Linked DNA regions of Homo sapiens: region 2 is linked to region 1. Evidence: read pairs that join two places in POLR2A ChIA-PET (ENCODE). Cell type or tissue: PC-9. All regions are shown on one strand. Links, peaks and the distances in the headings refer to the core of each region. The heading gives the core; the rest is flanking DNA.

What was found. Peaks named below come from ENCODE experiments on the same cell type or tissue, not always from the same donor. Only the 100,000 strongest peaks of a DNase experiment are listed, where the experiment ranks them.
Region 2: POLR2A ChIA-PET joins it to region 1 with 16 read pairs; 4 of 35 experiments call an interaction of 5 or more read pairs at or near these places.

The regions. Positions count from the first base shown.
Region 1 is chr2:230,613,305-230,621,640 of GRCh38, forward strand. No RefSeq gene overlaps it. Among named protein-coding and RNA genes, the nearest start is that of LINC01907, 83 kb to the right of the region's middle. RefSeq lists an enhancer at 1,882-2,001. In PC-9, for the core only: no CTCF peak of the experiment used is centred there; DNase peaks (open chromatin) are centred at 3,769 and 4,087; H3K27ac peaks cover 2,284 bases.
Region 2 is chr2:230,770,683-230,779,018 of GRCh38, forward strand. The region is part of intron 2 of CAB39 (calcium binding protein 39); the gene reads left to right. Among named protein-coding and RNA genes, the nearest start is that of CAB39, 62 kb to the left of the region's middle. RefSeq lists an enhancer at 3,912-4,206. In PC-9, for the core only: no CTCF peak of the experiment used is centred there; DNase peaks (open chromatin) are centred at 4,059, 7,179 and 8,129; H3K4me3 peaks cover 560 bases; H3K27ac peaks cover 5,393 bases.

The sequences.
Region 1 (8,336 bases), core at 59-8,058:
TTCTGCAAGTTAACCTCTACCTCTTAGAGTTGTAAAATACCCTGGCTAATAAAGTTAATCAAAATTACATAGCAACCACTGCATTGAAGGAATACTCAGTCATCTCTTTTATTTTATTTGATATTATTTTATTTTATTTTATTTTATTTTATTTTATTTTATTTTATTTTATTTTATTTTATTTTATTTTGAGATGGAGTCTCACTTTGTCACCCAGGCTGGAGTGCAGTGGCGCAATCTCGGCTCACTGCAACCTCCGTCTCCGGGGTTCAAGCAATTCTCCTGCCTCAGCCTCTCGAGTAGCTGGGATTACAGGTGCCCACCACCACACCCGGCTAATTTTTGTATTTTTAGTAGAGACGGGGTTTCACCATGTTGGCCAGGCTGGTCTCAAACTCCTAACCTCAGGTGATCCACCCGCCTAGGCCTCCCAAAGTGCTGGGATTACAGGCATGCACCACCGCATCTGGTAATCTCAGTAATCTGTTAATTCTTCTTGAAAATGTATACATTAAAGTGTGTGGACTTGATGTGTTAAGGAACTGGGCCATTAGTCTCCAGCCTTCTCCTCTCTGGAAATGGGGTTTATGTAAATGCCAAAGCTCCTTTATAAGTTCTGAGCCCCTCAGTAGTTTTTCCCCTATAAAACTGGGTTTTGCTCAGGTGCATTTCTGCTAGCTAGGAGGCAGCTTGAAGTCCTGGCAAGCCAGGCTGGCATTCTAGAGAGTTCAGTGTAATCACAACACAGAAGAGTACCTGGGCCTGGCCTTCCTGGAGACATATCAGGGAGGCCCTTGGAGCAAACTTTTTCTATACAGGACCAGATAGTAAATATTTTAGACTTTGCAGGTCGTAAAGTTTCTGTAGCAACTACTCAACTCTGCCACTGTAGCGCAAAAGCAGCCTTAGACCACATATGAATAAATGGGCACGGCCGTGTTCCAATAAAACTTTATTTACAAAACAGGCCATGGGCTGGATTTGGCATATGGACCACAATTTGTCTACCTCTGGTAGAGAGAATACAGGAGCTTTCATTCATTCACACAGTTAATATTAGCTGTGATCCTAAGTGAGCCATACCTAAACCGATCCCATCCCTGCCTTCACGGAGCTCCTGGTGTGGTGGAACGCATAGTTTACATAAGGAATTTTAATACAGGGTAATAGCAGAGATGGCAAGTCAGACAAACCTAGTCCAATGAGAAAACACCACTTAAGTTGAAACATAAATACTTACTAAGATGCTGAATTTGAGGTCCTTGTGACATATCCAAGTAGCAGTGTCATTGGACAGGTGTTTATAATAAGTCTACAGCTCAGAAAGCCAGCCCGGGTCGGGCGCGGTGGCTCACGCCTGTAATCCCAGCACTTTGGGAGGACGAGGCGGGCAGATCACCTGAGGTCAGGAGTTTGAGACCAGCCTGACCAACATGAAGAAACCCAGTTTCTATTAAAAATACAAAATTAGCCGGGTGTGGTGGCACAGGCCTGTAATCCCAGCGACTCTGGAGGCTGAGGCAGGAGAATTGCTTGAACCCAGGAGGCGGAGGTTGCAGTGAGCCGAGATCGTGCCATTGCACTCCAGCCTGGGCGACAGAGTGAGACTCCGTCTCAAAAAAAAAAAAAAAAAAAGAAAGGCAGCCTGGGCTGCAGATCAGATCTGGAAGCCACTGAAGCCTCGGGGGTGGCTGACGTTGCCTGGGAGGGTGAGTGGGCAAGAGGAGCTGTGTGAGTGACTACACCCTGTGCTTCTCAAACTTGAGCGCACAGCTCACTCACCTGGAGGGCTTCTCAAAACACAGATTGTGGGGCCCCGCCCCCTAAGTCTCAGATTCAGTACATCTGGTTCGAGGCCAAAGAATTTGCATTTCTTTCAAGTTCCCAAAGAAGAAGGTACATCTGGAGTCTAGTCAAGTTTTGAGAAAAGGGCTTTTCATTACAAGCAGAGTGTAACCAGGAAAGATGGCTCCTTGTACCCACCAGAGGAATAAAAACATCTTTTAAGAAAAGTCTAAGATTCTGACATTTTGGTTACAAAGTCAAGAAATAAGCTCCACCTAAAAAAAATCATCATCATTGGCCGGGCGCAGTGGCTCACGCCTGTAGTCCCAGCACTTTGGAAGGCTGAGGTGGGTGGATCACGAGGTCATGAGATTGAGACCATCCTGGCTAACACTGTGAAACCCCGTCTCTATTAAAAAATACAAAAAATTAGCCGGGCATGGTGGCGGACGCCTGTAGTCCCAGCTACTCAGCTACTCGGGAGGCTGAGGCAGGAGAATGGTGTGAACCTGGGAGGCAGAGCTTACAGTGAGCAGAGCTTGCGCCACTGCACCCCAGCCTGGGCGACAGAGCGAGACTCCATCTCAAAAAAAAAAAAAAAAAAAATTCATCATCATGAGATGCATCCATTTCACTGGCATTAGTCATCTGAGACTATCTAATGCAGAGCAATAAATTCTTTCCATGATGCTGGATATCTCTTGGACCTCCCTGTAAATAATTTTTTTTTTTCTTCTTGAGATGGAGTTTCACTCTGTCACCAAGGTGGGAGTGCAGTGGCGAGATCTCGGCTCACTGCAACCTCCCCCTTCTGGGTTCAAGCAATTCTCCTGCCTCAGCCTCCAGAGTCGCTGGGATTACAGGCACCAGTCACCATGACTGGCTAATTTTTTTTCGTATTTTTAGTAGAAAGGGGGTTTCACTACATTGGCCAGGCTGATCTCGAACTCCTGACCTCAGGTGATCTGCCTGCCTCGGCCTCCCAAAGTGCTAGGATTACAGGCATGAGCCACCGCACCTGGCCCCTGTAAATAATTTTTTTTTTTTTTTTGAGATGGAGTCTCGCTCTGTCACCCAGGCTAGAGTGCAGTGGCGCAGTCTCAGCTCACTGCCAGCTCCGCCTCCCGGGTTCATGCCATTCTCCTGCCTCAGCCTCCCGAGTAGCTGGGACTACAGGTGCCGGCCACCATGCCCAGCTAATTTTTTTTGTATTTTTAGTAGAGACATGGTTTCACCATGTTAGCCAGGATGGTATCAATCACCTGACCCCATGATCCACCTGCCTCGGCCTCCCAAAGTGCTGGGATTACAGGCATGAGCCACCACGCCCGGCCCCTGTAAATAATTTTTAAAGAGGCAACCTCGATGGGCACTGATCAGTGAAACAGAGGTCATTAGAGCGCTTGCTATCTGAAGGCGGAAATCCTCCATCCACTGGGCAACACTAGCCCTTGACTTAATTTCATTACAATGAAGGTGAATTTGGCTCTGGTCACTATCGCTCCAGCTCAGAAAGTATTCTGGCTGCAGTGAGCCCTGGAAGAGACAGATCTGAAAATTTACTGAGGTTAGAATCAAGGCACCTTGGAGTCAGGCAGCCATTGGTTGGATTTCTAAAACTGTCATTTACTTTGAGTGGCCTAGGGCACATTACTTTCATTTTTGTGAGTGTGTGTGGTTTTTGTTTTGTTTTGTTTTGTTTTTTTGAAATGGAGTCTCATTCAGTTGCCCAGGCTAGAGTGTCATCGTGCTACCTCAGCTCACTGCAACATCCACCTCCTGGGTTCAAGCAATTCTCCTGCCTCAGCCTCCCAAGTAGCTGGGATTACAGGTGCACACCACCACGCCCAGCTAATTTTTGTATTTTTAGTAGAGATGGGGTTTCTCCATGTTGGTCACGCTGGTCTCAAACTCCTGACCTCAGGTGAGTCGCCCACCTCGGCCTCCCAGAGTGCTGGGATTAGAGGTGTGAGTCACCACACCTGGCCTAGGGTACATTACTTTCTGCATGCTTGTTTCCTTATATGAGAATATAAATAACTATAGCATTTTTCTGAAAGATAAATTTTTAAAAGTATGTGAAAAGAACAGAATTCTTGGCCTGTGGTAAGTACTCTATAAATGGTAACTATTTTTGCCATTATTTCCATTTTCACTGTTGTTTGGAGAAGAAATGAAAAGTTGAAGAGAGTGTTTAATCAGTTCATAAAGTTGCCAGGGGACTTTAACAGCTCACAAGAGTAAAATGCTAAAAGAGAAAATCTCCAAGCCTTAGGGAAGAAGCTTAAGGGAGTTACACAGGAAGTTTAATGCCCTTTATATTTGTGTGTAATAAACACACATCATAAGAAAGGAATTCCCTTAGCCGGGCGGGGTGGCTCACGCCTGTAATCCCAGCACTTTGGGAGACCGAGGCGGGCGGATCATCTGAGGTCAGGAGTTCAAGACCAGCCTGGCCAATATGGTGAAACTTTGTCTCCACTAAAAACACAAAAATTAGCCGGGCGTGATGGCACATGCCCATAATCCCAGCTACTAAGGACGCTGAGGCAGGAGAATCTCTTGAGCCCGGGTGGTGGAGGTTGCAGTGAGCTGAGATGGCGCCACTGCACTCAAGCCTGGGTGACAGAGCGAGACTCCGTCTGGAAAAAAAAGAAAAAAGAAAAAAAAATCATTTCATTTCCAAACTTATAAATAACTGGCAACAAGTATTTTTGCAGAAAGCACTAGAGCAAAGTACTCTCCATCACAGCTGAAAAAGGGTTTTATTTAACTTGGAACAGCTGCAGGCACAGAGACTGAAATGTTCCTGCCATTGAACATTGAGTTAGGGAGTTCCCAGCTACACAGGGCAGGGCAGCATCTCTGTAGGACACCTGGAACCAAATGGGCTGAACTGGAACAGAATGAAAGAGAAATCCAGGTGGGACCAGAGAAGTAACTATTCCAAAGCCCTGCTCAGGTGAGTTTTGACTCAAGAAGAATCAGAAATCAGAAGTTCATCTTGGGGCTTCCTATATCTATTAATTTTCTGTTGTCTTTTTTTTTTTTTTTTTTGAGACAGAGTCTCACTCTGTCACCCAGGCTGGAGTGCGTGATCTCAGCTCACCGCAACCTCCGCCTCCCGGGTTCAAGCAATCCTCCCACCTCAGCGTCCCAAGTAGCTGGAGCTACAGGTGCCTGCCACCATGCCCAGCTAATTTTTGTATTTTTAGTAGAGACAAGGTTTCACCATGTTGGCCAGGATGGTCTTGAACTCCTGGCCTCAAGTGATCTGCCCACTTCAGCTTCCCAAAGTGCTGGGATTACAGACATGAGCCACTGCGCCTGGACTTGTTGTCTTAAACTCTTAAGTTAGAGAACTTTCCAGGTCATGGCTAAGACAGACATATTGACCAGAGACACCATCAAAACACTTGCAGCCCAAACTGTGAAGTCATTTCAATATGACACCCAGTGACTCCTTTTGCAATTGTCATTCTCAACCCATTTACACTCTTTCTTCTTATAAGAAGAGATTTTTTGGCTGGCTGCAGTGGCTCACACCTGTAATCCCAGCACTTTAGGAGGCCGAGGCAGGCAGATTTCTTGAGTCCAGGAGCTCAACACCATCCTGGACAACATGGCAAAACCCTGTCTCTACAAAAAATACAAAAATTAGCTTGGCATGGCAGTTCACAACTGTGGCCCAGCTACTCAGGAGGCTGAGGTGGGAGGATTGCTTGAGGCTGGGAGGCAGGTTTCAGTGAGCTGTGATCATGCCACTGCACTCCAGTCTGGTCAAAAGAGTGAAGCCCAGAAGAAAGAGAAAGAGAAGAAAAGAGAAGGAAGAGAAGGGAAGGGAAAGGAAAGGAAAGGAGAAGGAAGAGAGAGAGAGAGAAAGGAAAGAAAGAGAGAGAAAGAGAAGGGAGGGAGGGAGGGAAGGAAGGAGGGACGGAGGGAGGTAAGGAAGGAAGGAAGGAAATGAAGGGGAAACAAAGGAAGAAAGAAAGGGAAAGGAAAGGAAGAGAGAGAAAGAAAAAAAGAGAAAGGAAAGGGAGGGGAGGGGAGGGGAGAGGAGAGGAGGGGAGAGGACGGGAGGGGAGGGGAGGGGAGAAGAGAAGAGAAGAGAAGAGAAGAGAAGAGAAGAGAAGAGAAGAGAAGAGAAGAGAAGAGAAGAGAAGAGAAGGTCACTTCCAAGATGGCCAAATAGCAACAGCTCCAGTCTGCAGCCCCTAGCGAGATCAATGCAGAAGACGGTTGATGTCTGCATTTCCAACTGAGGTACCTGGTTCATCTCACTGGGACTGGTTGGACAGTGGATACAGCCCATGGAGGGTGAGCTGATGCAGGGCAGGGTGTCGCCTCACCTGGGAAGTGCAAGGGGTTGGGGGATTTCTCCTTCCTAGCCAAGGGAAGCCATATGACAGACTGTACCTGGAGAAATGGTATACTTCTGACCAAATACTGCACTATGCCCACAGTCCTAGCAACTGGCAAACCAGCAGATACCCTCCCATGCCTGGCTCAGCGGGTCCCATGCCAACAGAGCCTTGCTCACTGCTAGCACAACAGTGTGAGATCAACCTGCGATGCTGTAGCTGGACGAGCGGAGGGGAGTCCGTCATTGCTGAGGCTTGACTAGCTCACAGTATAAACAAAGAGGCCTGGAAACATGAACCGGGCGGAGCCCACCTCAGCTCAGCAAGGCCTACTGCCTCTATAGATTCCACCTCCGGGGGCATGGCATAATAGAACAAAAGGCAGCAGACAGCTTCTGCAGGCTTAAATGTCCCTGTGTGACAGCTCTGAAGAAAGCAGTGGTTCTCACAGCATGGCATTTGAACACCAAGAACAGACAGACTACCTCCTCAGTTAGGTCCCTGACCCCCATGTAGCCTGACTGGGGAACACCTCCCAGTAGGGGCCAACAGACACCTCAAACAGGCGGGTGCCCCTCTGGGACAAAGCTTCCAGAGGAAGGATCAGGCAGCAATATTTGCTGTTCTGCAGCCTCTGCTGGTGATACCCAGGCAAACAGGGCCTGGAGTGGACCTCCAGCAAACTCCAACACACCTGCAGCTGAGGGGTCTGATTGTTAGAAGGAAAACTAACAAATGAAAAAAATAGCATCAACATCAACACAAAGGACATGCACACCAAAACCCCATCTGTAGGTCACCAACATCAAAGACCAAAGGTAGATAAAACCACAAAGATGGGGAGAAACCAGAGCAAAAAAGCTAAAAATTCCAAAAAACAGAGCGCCTCTTCTCCTCCAAAGGATCGCAGCTCCTCGCTAGCAAGGGAACAAAACTGGACAGGGAATGATTTTGAAGAGTTGACAGAAGTAGGCTTTAGAAGGTCAGTAATAACAAACTTCTCCAAGCTAAAGGAGCGTGTTCTAACCCATTGCAAGGAAGCTAAAAACCTTGAAAAAAGGTTAGATGAATGGCTAACTAGAATAAATACTAGAGAATACCTTAAATGACCTGATGGAGCTGAAAACCATGGCACGAGAACTTCGTGATGCATGCACAAGCTTCAATAGCTGATTCGATCAAATGGAAGAAAGGATATCAGTGATTGAAGATCAAATTAATGAAATAAAGCAAGAAGACAAGATTAGAGAAAAATGAGTGAAGACAAACGAATAAAGCCTCCAAGAAATATGAGACTATGTGAAAAGACCAAATATACATTTGATTACTGTACTGGAAAGTGACAGGGAGAAGGGAACCAAGTTAAAAAACACTCTTCAGGATATTATCCAGGAGAACTTCCCTAACCTAGCAAGGCAGGCCAACATTCAAATTCAGGAAATACAGAGAACACCACAAAGATACTCCTCCAGAAGAGCAACCCCGAGACACATAATTGTCAGATTCACCAAGGTTGAAATGAAGGAAAAAAAGTTAAGGGCAGCCAGAGAGAAAGGCTGGGTTACCCACAAAGGGAAGCCCATCAGACTAAGAGTGGATCTCTCGGCTGAAACCCTACAAGCCAAAAGACAGTGGGGGCCAATATTCAACATTCTTAAAAAAAAAAAAAAACAATTTTCAAACCAGAATCTCATATCCAGCCAAACTAAGCTTCATAAGCAAAGGAGAAATAAAATCCTTTACAGACAAGCAAATGCTGAGAGATTTTGTCACCACCAGGCCTGCCTTACAAGAGCTTCTGAAGAAAGCACTAAACATGGAAGGCAACAACCAGTACCAGCCACTGCAAAAACATGACAAATGGTAAAGACTATCGACGCTATGAAGAAACTGCATCAATTAACGGGCAAAATAACCAGCTAACATCATAATGACAGGATCAAATTCAAACATAACAATATTAGCCTTAAATGTAAATTGGGCTAAATGTCCCAATTAAGAGACACAGACTGGCAAAGTGGATAAAGAGTCAAGACCCATCGGTGTGCTGTATTCAGGAGACCCATCTCACATGCAGAGACACACATAGGCTCTAATAAAGGGATGGTGGAAGATCTACCAAGCAAATGGAAAGCAAAAAGAAAAGCAGGGTTTGCAATCCTAGTCTCTGATAAAACAGACTTTAACCAT
Region 2 (8,336 bases), core at 304-8,303, 160 kb after region 1:
GAATTTCTCTATTTTAGCAAATTGAATAGTAGACCAAGTGGGATTTATTCCTAGAATGCAGAGCTAGTATAACATTACAAAGTTAATCAGTATAATTCACTATATTGAAAAAGTACATGTCAATTGATGAAAAGGGGAAAAAAACCAGCATCTATTCCTGATAAAAAAAATAATCTCAGCAAACTAGAAATAGAGGAAGGGAATTTTCTCAAGCTGATAAAGGGCATCTGCAAAAATCCTACAGCTAGCATTATACATATGGTGAAAGGCTAAGTCATGTTATCTCTGAGATCAAGAAGACGACAGGGATATCTACTTTCACCACAACTATTCAACTTCGTACTTGGAGGTTCTAGCCTATGCAGTCAGGCAATAAAAATAAATTAAAGGCATTCAGATTGAAAAGAAAGCAGTAAAACTTTTGATTTGTAAATGACATGATCATCTACATAGAAAAACTGAAGGAATCTACACAACTAGTAGACTAGTAAATAAGTTTAGCGAGTCACAGGTTATAAGGTCAATATACAGAAATCAGTTGTATTTCTGTATAGTAGCAATGAACAGTCCAAAATTGAAATTTAAAAATACCTTGTATTCAAGAGTGTTAGGTGTAATTGGGAAAAAAGAATGGAAAAAAAGAAAAAGAAAAAAACTAGCATTTAGAATAGCATCAAAAAATATGAAATGCTAAAAATACCATTTAGAATAGCATAAAAACATGAAATAGGGATAAATCTGACAAAGGAAGTGAAAGAGTTGTACACTGAAACCTGCAAGATACTGCTAAGAGAAATTAGCCCAAATAAGCAGGAGATACATGTTGTTCATGGGTTGGGAAACTCAATATTGTTAAAATGTCACTTCTCTCCAGATGTATCTAGAGATTCTGTGCAATTCCAGCAGGATTTTTAAATCAAAGAGTTTGTTCTAAAATTTGAATGGAAGTGCAAAAGACCTGGAGTAATCAAAATAACTAATTAAAACAAAGTTGGAGGGCTCACACTGTCTGATTTCTAGACTTAAAAAGCTACGGTTGTTAAAACAGTGTGGTGTCAGTGCAAAGATAGATATATTAATGGAACAGATTGGGGTGCAGAAATAGACCTACACATGTATGGAACATTGATTTTTGACAAAGGCATAAATGCAGTTGTGCAGAAAGAAGGTAGTTGTTTCAACAATTGGTGCTGAAACTATTTAGTAGGCAGAAAGATAGGACTCAGACCTCATACCATATTTAAAAATTAACTCAAAATGGATCACATAGCCAAATGTAAGACCTAAAATTATAAAGTTGCCAGAAGAAAATCTTTGTGACCTTGGGTTAGGCAAATAATTTTTGGATGTTATGCAAAAAGCACAATTCATTTTAAAAAAAATGATAAATGGAATTCATAAAAATTAAAACCTGCTCTTCAGAAGACACTGTTAGAAGAATGAAAAAGACAAACCACAAACTGGAAGAAAGTCTGCAAAGCATATATCTGATAAAAGACTGCATCTAGAATATATAAAGAATTCTCAGAATTTAACAGTTAGAAACAATCCAGTTAAGAGTGGGCAAGATACTCATATATGCATTTCACCAAAGGAGATAGGCAGATGTCAAATAAGCCCTTGAAAAGATGTTAATCATTAGGAAATTGTGTAGTAAAACCATAAGGAGATTCCACTACACAGCTATTAGAGTGGCTAAAATGGAAAATATTGACTATACCAAATGTTGGCAAGGATACAGAGCAGCTGGAACTGCTTGTGGGAATATAAGATGGTATGACTACTTTGGAAAATAGTTTGGCAGGTTTTTTTTTTTTTTTGAGACGAAGTCTCACTCTGTTGCCCAGGCTGGAGTGCAGTGGCACAGTCTCGGCTCACTGCAAGCTCCACCTCCCTGGTTCACACCATTCTCCTGCCTCAGCCTCCCAAGTAGCTGGGACTACAGGTGCCCACCAAGACGCCTGGCTAATTTTTTGTATTTTTTAGTAGAGACGGGGTTTCACCGTGTTAGCCAGGATGGTGTCGATCTCCTGACCTCGTGATCTGCCTGCTTCGGCCTCCCAAAGTGCTGGGATTACAGGCGTGAGACACCACGCCTGGCCTAGTTTGGCAGCTTTTTAAACCAAACTCGAACCAACCATATGATCTAGCCATTTAAGTATTTACCCAAGAGAACAAGAAATATATGTTCATGAAAAGACTTTTGCTTAAATGTTCATAGCGGCCTTATTTGTAAATGGCCCAGACGTGTGGATAAACCAACTGTAGTACATCCATGTAACAGAGTACTACTCAGCAATAAAAAAAAAAAAAAAAAAAAACTATTGCTGTATACAACAGCATGGATGAATCTCAAAGTGATTATGTTGAACAAAAGAAGCCAGACTATAAAGAGCACATAGTATATGATTCTATTTGCACAAAACTCTAGAAAACAAAGCTAATCCATAATTACAGAAAGCAGATCAGTGGTTGCTTTAGCTTTGATAAAGATGTTTAGGGGAAGGGTTGCATGGTAGAGGGAGGGAACCACAAAGGAGCATAAAGCTTTTGGTGGTTACGGTTTTGGTGGTTACAGAGGTGTTCACTATCTTGATGGTTTCATGGGTGTATGTGTATATATATATATATATGTGTGTGTGTGTGTGTGTGTGTGTGTGTGTGTGTTACATTAGGTACTTTAAATATGTGGAGTTCATTGTATGTCATTTATAACTCAGTAGTGAATAAAAAAAGACTGTTTATGTACCAACTGGGGCAGATGTGGCTTAGAAACCATAAAGCACCCAGAAAGGCCATTGGAAGGCTAGATTGCAATACTTGAAATACACTATTGAAATTCAGCGATTATCTTCTACTCTGTATAGGCAAGTCCACACTTGAGGATGTAGAGAAACTGCAGTGTGCCAAGAGAGGAGTGACCAGGCTGACATAGAAATTCAAAACTCTACTGTGAGGAACAGTTGAATGACCTCAAGATGTGAGGTACAGCCTAGGGAGAAGATTTGAGCAGAGTAATGTTGTAGGGCGGATTTGCTCTTAGTAAAATGTATTTGGGAGACCATATAATGTAACAAAAGGATTCGAACTGATCGTGGCAGGAGGTAGAATTCAGACCCATGAGTGGAAATAAAACAAGAAGTCCAATTTTGTCTTGATATTAGGAAAAACAGTAAGTGGAAGCTGACTTTTTCAGAAGACAGCAAGTTTTCTGTTTCTGAAGAGGTATTGACATGGACTAGGTGACCACTTAGTTAAGTATTCTAGAAGGAATTCAAGCTTTGCACTGTTGACATATCCTTACATCGATATACCACCATACTTTGCAAGGTGCCTTTGTATAGAGTCCCCCATCTTATTTTGAGATAGAATTGATTCTGGTTTCCCGTGATCCAGATGAAGAAAGCTGTTATTTACTAGGCTTATTACTTTGACTCATTATATTAGAGTCAAAGACGGAATTCACACCTAGCTCTGCCAAATCCATGGTAAAATTATGCCTTTTTCCACTTTATTCATTATGTCCCTGGGCTTTTTCCATCCATTTCTTGTGATCTCACAGACAAAATGATAAATATAACATTTGAGTGTTTATTCCTTTATTTGTTATATGTTGGTATTTGTATTTGTTTTATATGGTACATAGTTACCACATTAAGAATTGTGTATGATACAAATAGATTAGTCTCTTAGGAGACTAATTCTTTTAAAAGAATTCATACAAAACTAATTTTCTTACATTTTAAAAAAGCGGTTAATGTTACCATCCTTATTTTTAGGTAACTAGGGGCAGGGGTGGGGTGGGACTTAGTCTTTCACTGCCAACAACCAAACAGATGTGGTGTATGTGGGGACTATTTACGCACTCTTCGCCCACCACATGCTGTATAAAGGAGGTATGGCTGCCTTGCTCAGCTTATAGGTGGTTCCCTTCCTTACGATGAATGCTTGTGTTCACAGGGTTGAATAGCTATATTCACTCATTTCATGAGAGGAGTAAGTTTGCTGACATATTTTAAGAGGGGGGAAAGGGAGTAGCCTCTTCATAGCATGGCCATTTAACAGTGACTCATGGTTACTAAACTTGTTTACAGTAATCTTGGACACCAGAAGGTTATTAATAGACTTTCCTTAGTCCATGATCATTCAGCTTAGACTATGCAGACATTTTCTTTAGTAAAGAGGTGGGGGTTGGGGGAGGTAGAAAGCATTTATCACTGGAATTAATGTGATAATAGAATTGTTCTTATTATCAAATACTTGGCACCAACAGTATCTGTCAGTTCACTTTTAGATTCCATTTCACATCTTGGTCTTCATTTACTTTGATATAGAACTTTCTTTTTTCAACAAGGTCATTTAATCTCTTCTTGTAGAATGAATTGATATTTCAGGCAGTAAATATAAATGGGTAAATATTTAGAGGACTCTTGTTTAAAATGATTCTTTTGTTAAAGATTGGGTTTAAAGAAACTCAAAAAAAACAAAAAATAATAATTTAAGCCTCATCATTCCCCCCAAATCTGAGCTCTTTAAGGCATTTCTTTTTTTCTTTTTTCTTTTTTTTTTTTTGAAACAGACTCTAGCTCTGTTGCGAGGCTGGAGTGTAGTGGTGTGATCTCGGCTCACCGCAACCTCCGCCTCCCGGGTTCAACTGGTTCTCCTGCCTCAGCCTCCTGAGTTGCTGGGATTACAGGCATGCGTTGCCATGCCCAGCTAATTTTTGTGTTTTTAGTAGAGACATGGTTTCCCCATGTTGACCAGGATGGTCTTGATCTCCTGACCTGGTGATCCTCCCACTGTGGCCTCCCAAAGTGCTGGGATTACAGGCATGAACCACCACACCTGGCCTCTTTGAGGCATTTCTTAACAATAACTAGTTATATGTAAGTTAGAATCAATTCAGTTATGTAAACTAATGAACACAGGTATGGAAAATTTTGCTAAATAGATCCCTTCAAAATTATTTCTAAAAAGATGACTTAACAGTGGTGCGCATTGGAGTTAACGTTTTCCTCATGCATGGTTGCCTTTGTTGTTGTCTACTGTCTTTACTTGCATCATTATCTCTTGCAAGAGATCCCCAGTTTGATTGAATCCACAGACATTTTAGTGCCTCTCTGTGTGGGCAGATAGGCATAGGAGTCAAACCTTGTCCCCGTTCTTAAAAAAGTATATAATCCAGTAGAGGAGATACACATGTAAATAATATAATATAGAGGGACTTGGGGGCGCAGATAAAATTCTGTGGGAACCAAGAGGATAAAGCAGTTCCTACGTCTGTCAGAGACAGATACAGAGATGACAGGTTTGAAGTGACGTTTAAGCTGATTTTTAAGGTTTTTGGCAGGCAAAGTGTGAAAGGGAACAGAATTTGAAACAACCTATGGCATGTTCAGAAAACAGTGACAAGTTCAGTGTGACTTTAAGAGGTGGAGATAAAGAGGAATGGTAGGAAGTAAGACTAGAGAAACAAGCTTTGGTAGAATGAAAAGGGCCTTATAGACAACCTAAGGGTATACTGAGGGGGAGTGCAAGAGGTCTTACGCTATAGAAGTCTTATGTTGCCTTACTTTGTTTTGTTTATTTTGAAATTAATTAATTCACAGGAAGTTGCTGAAATGAGTACAGGAGAACCCATGTACCTTTCACCCATATCCCCAGTGGTAACCTCTCACATAACTATATACAATATCAAAACCAGAGCATTGACATTGGTATAATCCACAGGGCTTGTTCAGATTTCACCAGTTTTACAGTTTGTGTGGATATGCATATAGCTCTATGCAATTGCATCACACTTATCTGTTCTCCAAGTCTATACATTTTATTACTTCAAGAATGTTAAATAAATAGAATCATATAGTGTGTAAACTTTTGAGATGGGCTTTCTTCCACTCAGCATCATTCCCATGAGATCCACACAAGTGGTTGTGAGTGTCACTAGTTCATTGCTCTGGAGAAACAAGTAGGTCATGGTTCCAGGTGCTCTGTCTCACTTCATCCACTTTTTTTCTTCCCCCCCCGAGATGGAGTCTCGCTCTGTCACCCAGGCTGGCATGCGGTGGCACGATCTCGGCTCACTGCAAGCTCCACCTCCTGGGTTCATGCCATTCTACTGCCTCAGCCTCCCCAGTAGCTGGGACTACAGGCGCCTGCCACGCCCGGCTAATTTTTTGTATTTTTAGTTGAGACGGGGTTTCACCGTATTAGCCAGGATGGTCTCGATCTCCTGACCTCATGATCCGCCCGCCTCAGCCTCTTAAAGTGCTGAGATTACAGGCTTGAGCCACCGCACCTGGCCTTTCATCCACTTTTTTAGTTTTACTTTATTCTAACTAGTATATTGGAATTCTACATTGTGTAGTAGGGAAGTGTGTATGAGTGTGTGCGAGAAAGATCTTTGTTTCCTTCATAGATTCTAATTTATTTCTGTATCTATACAAAGTCATGTTCTAATGATGTATATGATGTATGTTCATTCCCCCAAAAAGCAGAAAATACAAGACTATAAAGAAAAAAATTAAGTTTATCCTTAATTCAGTACCACGTGAAATGACTACTGTTAACTTGGTGGGGATTCTCATTCATATTCTAGCTTGTTTTCTCCCTCTCTCTGGGGCAGATAAGTAAATGAGTATGGGGTCATGCTGCTCTGTAACCTGTTGGTGTTTTTTTTGTTTTTTTTTTTTTAATTTTAAATTTTAACATCTTTTCATGTGCATATAGATCTCAATTTTGTTTTTTTTTTTTTAAATATGGAGTCTTGCTCTGTCACCCAGGCTGGAGTGCAGTGGCATAATCTCAGCTCACTGCAACTTCTGCCTCCCAGGTTCAAGCAATTCTTGTGCCTCAGCCTCCCAAGTAGCTGGGATTACAGGTACCTGGCTGATTTTCATATTTTTAATAGAGATGGGGTTTCACCATGTTGGCCAGGCTGGTCTTGAACTCCTGACCTCAAGTGATCGCCACCTTGACCACCTCCCAAAGTGCTGGGATTACAGGTGTGAGCCACCACCCCTGGCCCTCAATTATTTTTAAAGCCTGCCGTGGTTCTTCCATTTTATGGGTACGTAATGATTAAACTAGTTCAGTGGGATAACTTTTACTTCTAATTCTTTGCTGTTGTAAGTAACACTGCATGTACTTACCTTTGTGTACTTGTCTGTTTCCATAGGGTAAATTCCTGAAAGTATAATTCACAGGAAGTTGCAGAAATGAGTCAGAGGCCTTGCACCTTTTAAAACTCTTCAATAACATTTTGCCAAATTGCCCTCCAGTAAAGTTGTACCAATTTATTTTCCTACCAGTGGCGTATCTAAAAGCCTTTGCCTCTGATAAGAAGGAAGAATATTTTATCCTTTTAAGATTGTTACTATTACTATGAAATAGAATCTTTTGTAAGGTTTTTAATGTCTGACTTAGCCATTTGTATACTTCAGCATGTTACTATGTTTGTCTTTAAGTGTGCTTTCTATATTGAGGTTAGAATTGCTACTAACTACTAAAAATTGGGGACAGTGAAGAGGGCAGCCCAGTCTTGTATCTCACCAAGTAAAGTCCTGTCCCTTCATGTGGAAGTAGCCTTCTTGTCACCTTGTTTCCTAACGTAAGGCCGGTTTGGATCTACTGAGTGCTTGAGTCCAGAGGAGGAGTGTTGGTAAGGGCTGTGAGTACTTCAAGGACATTGCATAGAAGCACTAATGGGTATGTGAGCTGTCTTCTCGAGTCTTCTGAAATTGTACTTTTGTATCACTACTTTTTATCAGCAATTGCCTCTAGTGACAGTAAAATAGTGCACTGATAGGTACCGTGGGAATATTGGATTTAAGTCAAGAGAGTTAATACGAAACCTCCTGAGGTTTTGGTGATCTCTGAAAAGGCCATTTGTACTAATGTTTAGCTTACTAATTGCTTATTTTCCCACCCTGTTTTATTTTTTAATGGGAAAGCAGGCAGTGAAAAATCTCATAGCCTTAGTGCTACTTGAAGAGGTTATTATGGACTCTATCCTTAAAAATTTGAAGTCCTGTTACACGTTACTTAACAACAGGGATACATTCCAAAAAATGCATCATTAGGCGATTTCTTCCAGCCTGTTGCTCCTAGGCTACAAATCTGTGTAGCTTGTTACTATAGCGAATACTGTAGGCAGTTGGAACACAATGGCAAGTATTTGTTTATCTAAACATAGAAAAGGTACAGCAAAAATATGGTATTGTATCTGTGGGACCACAGTTGTCTCTGTGGTCTGCTGTTGACCAAGACGTTATGTGGTGCGTGACTATAGTTACCTATGTCCTCACCCTGGGAGGGAAAGTTTAGTTTCTGATACT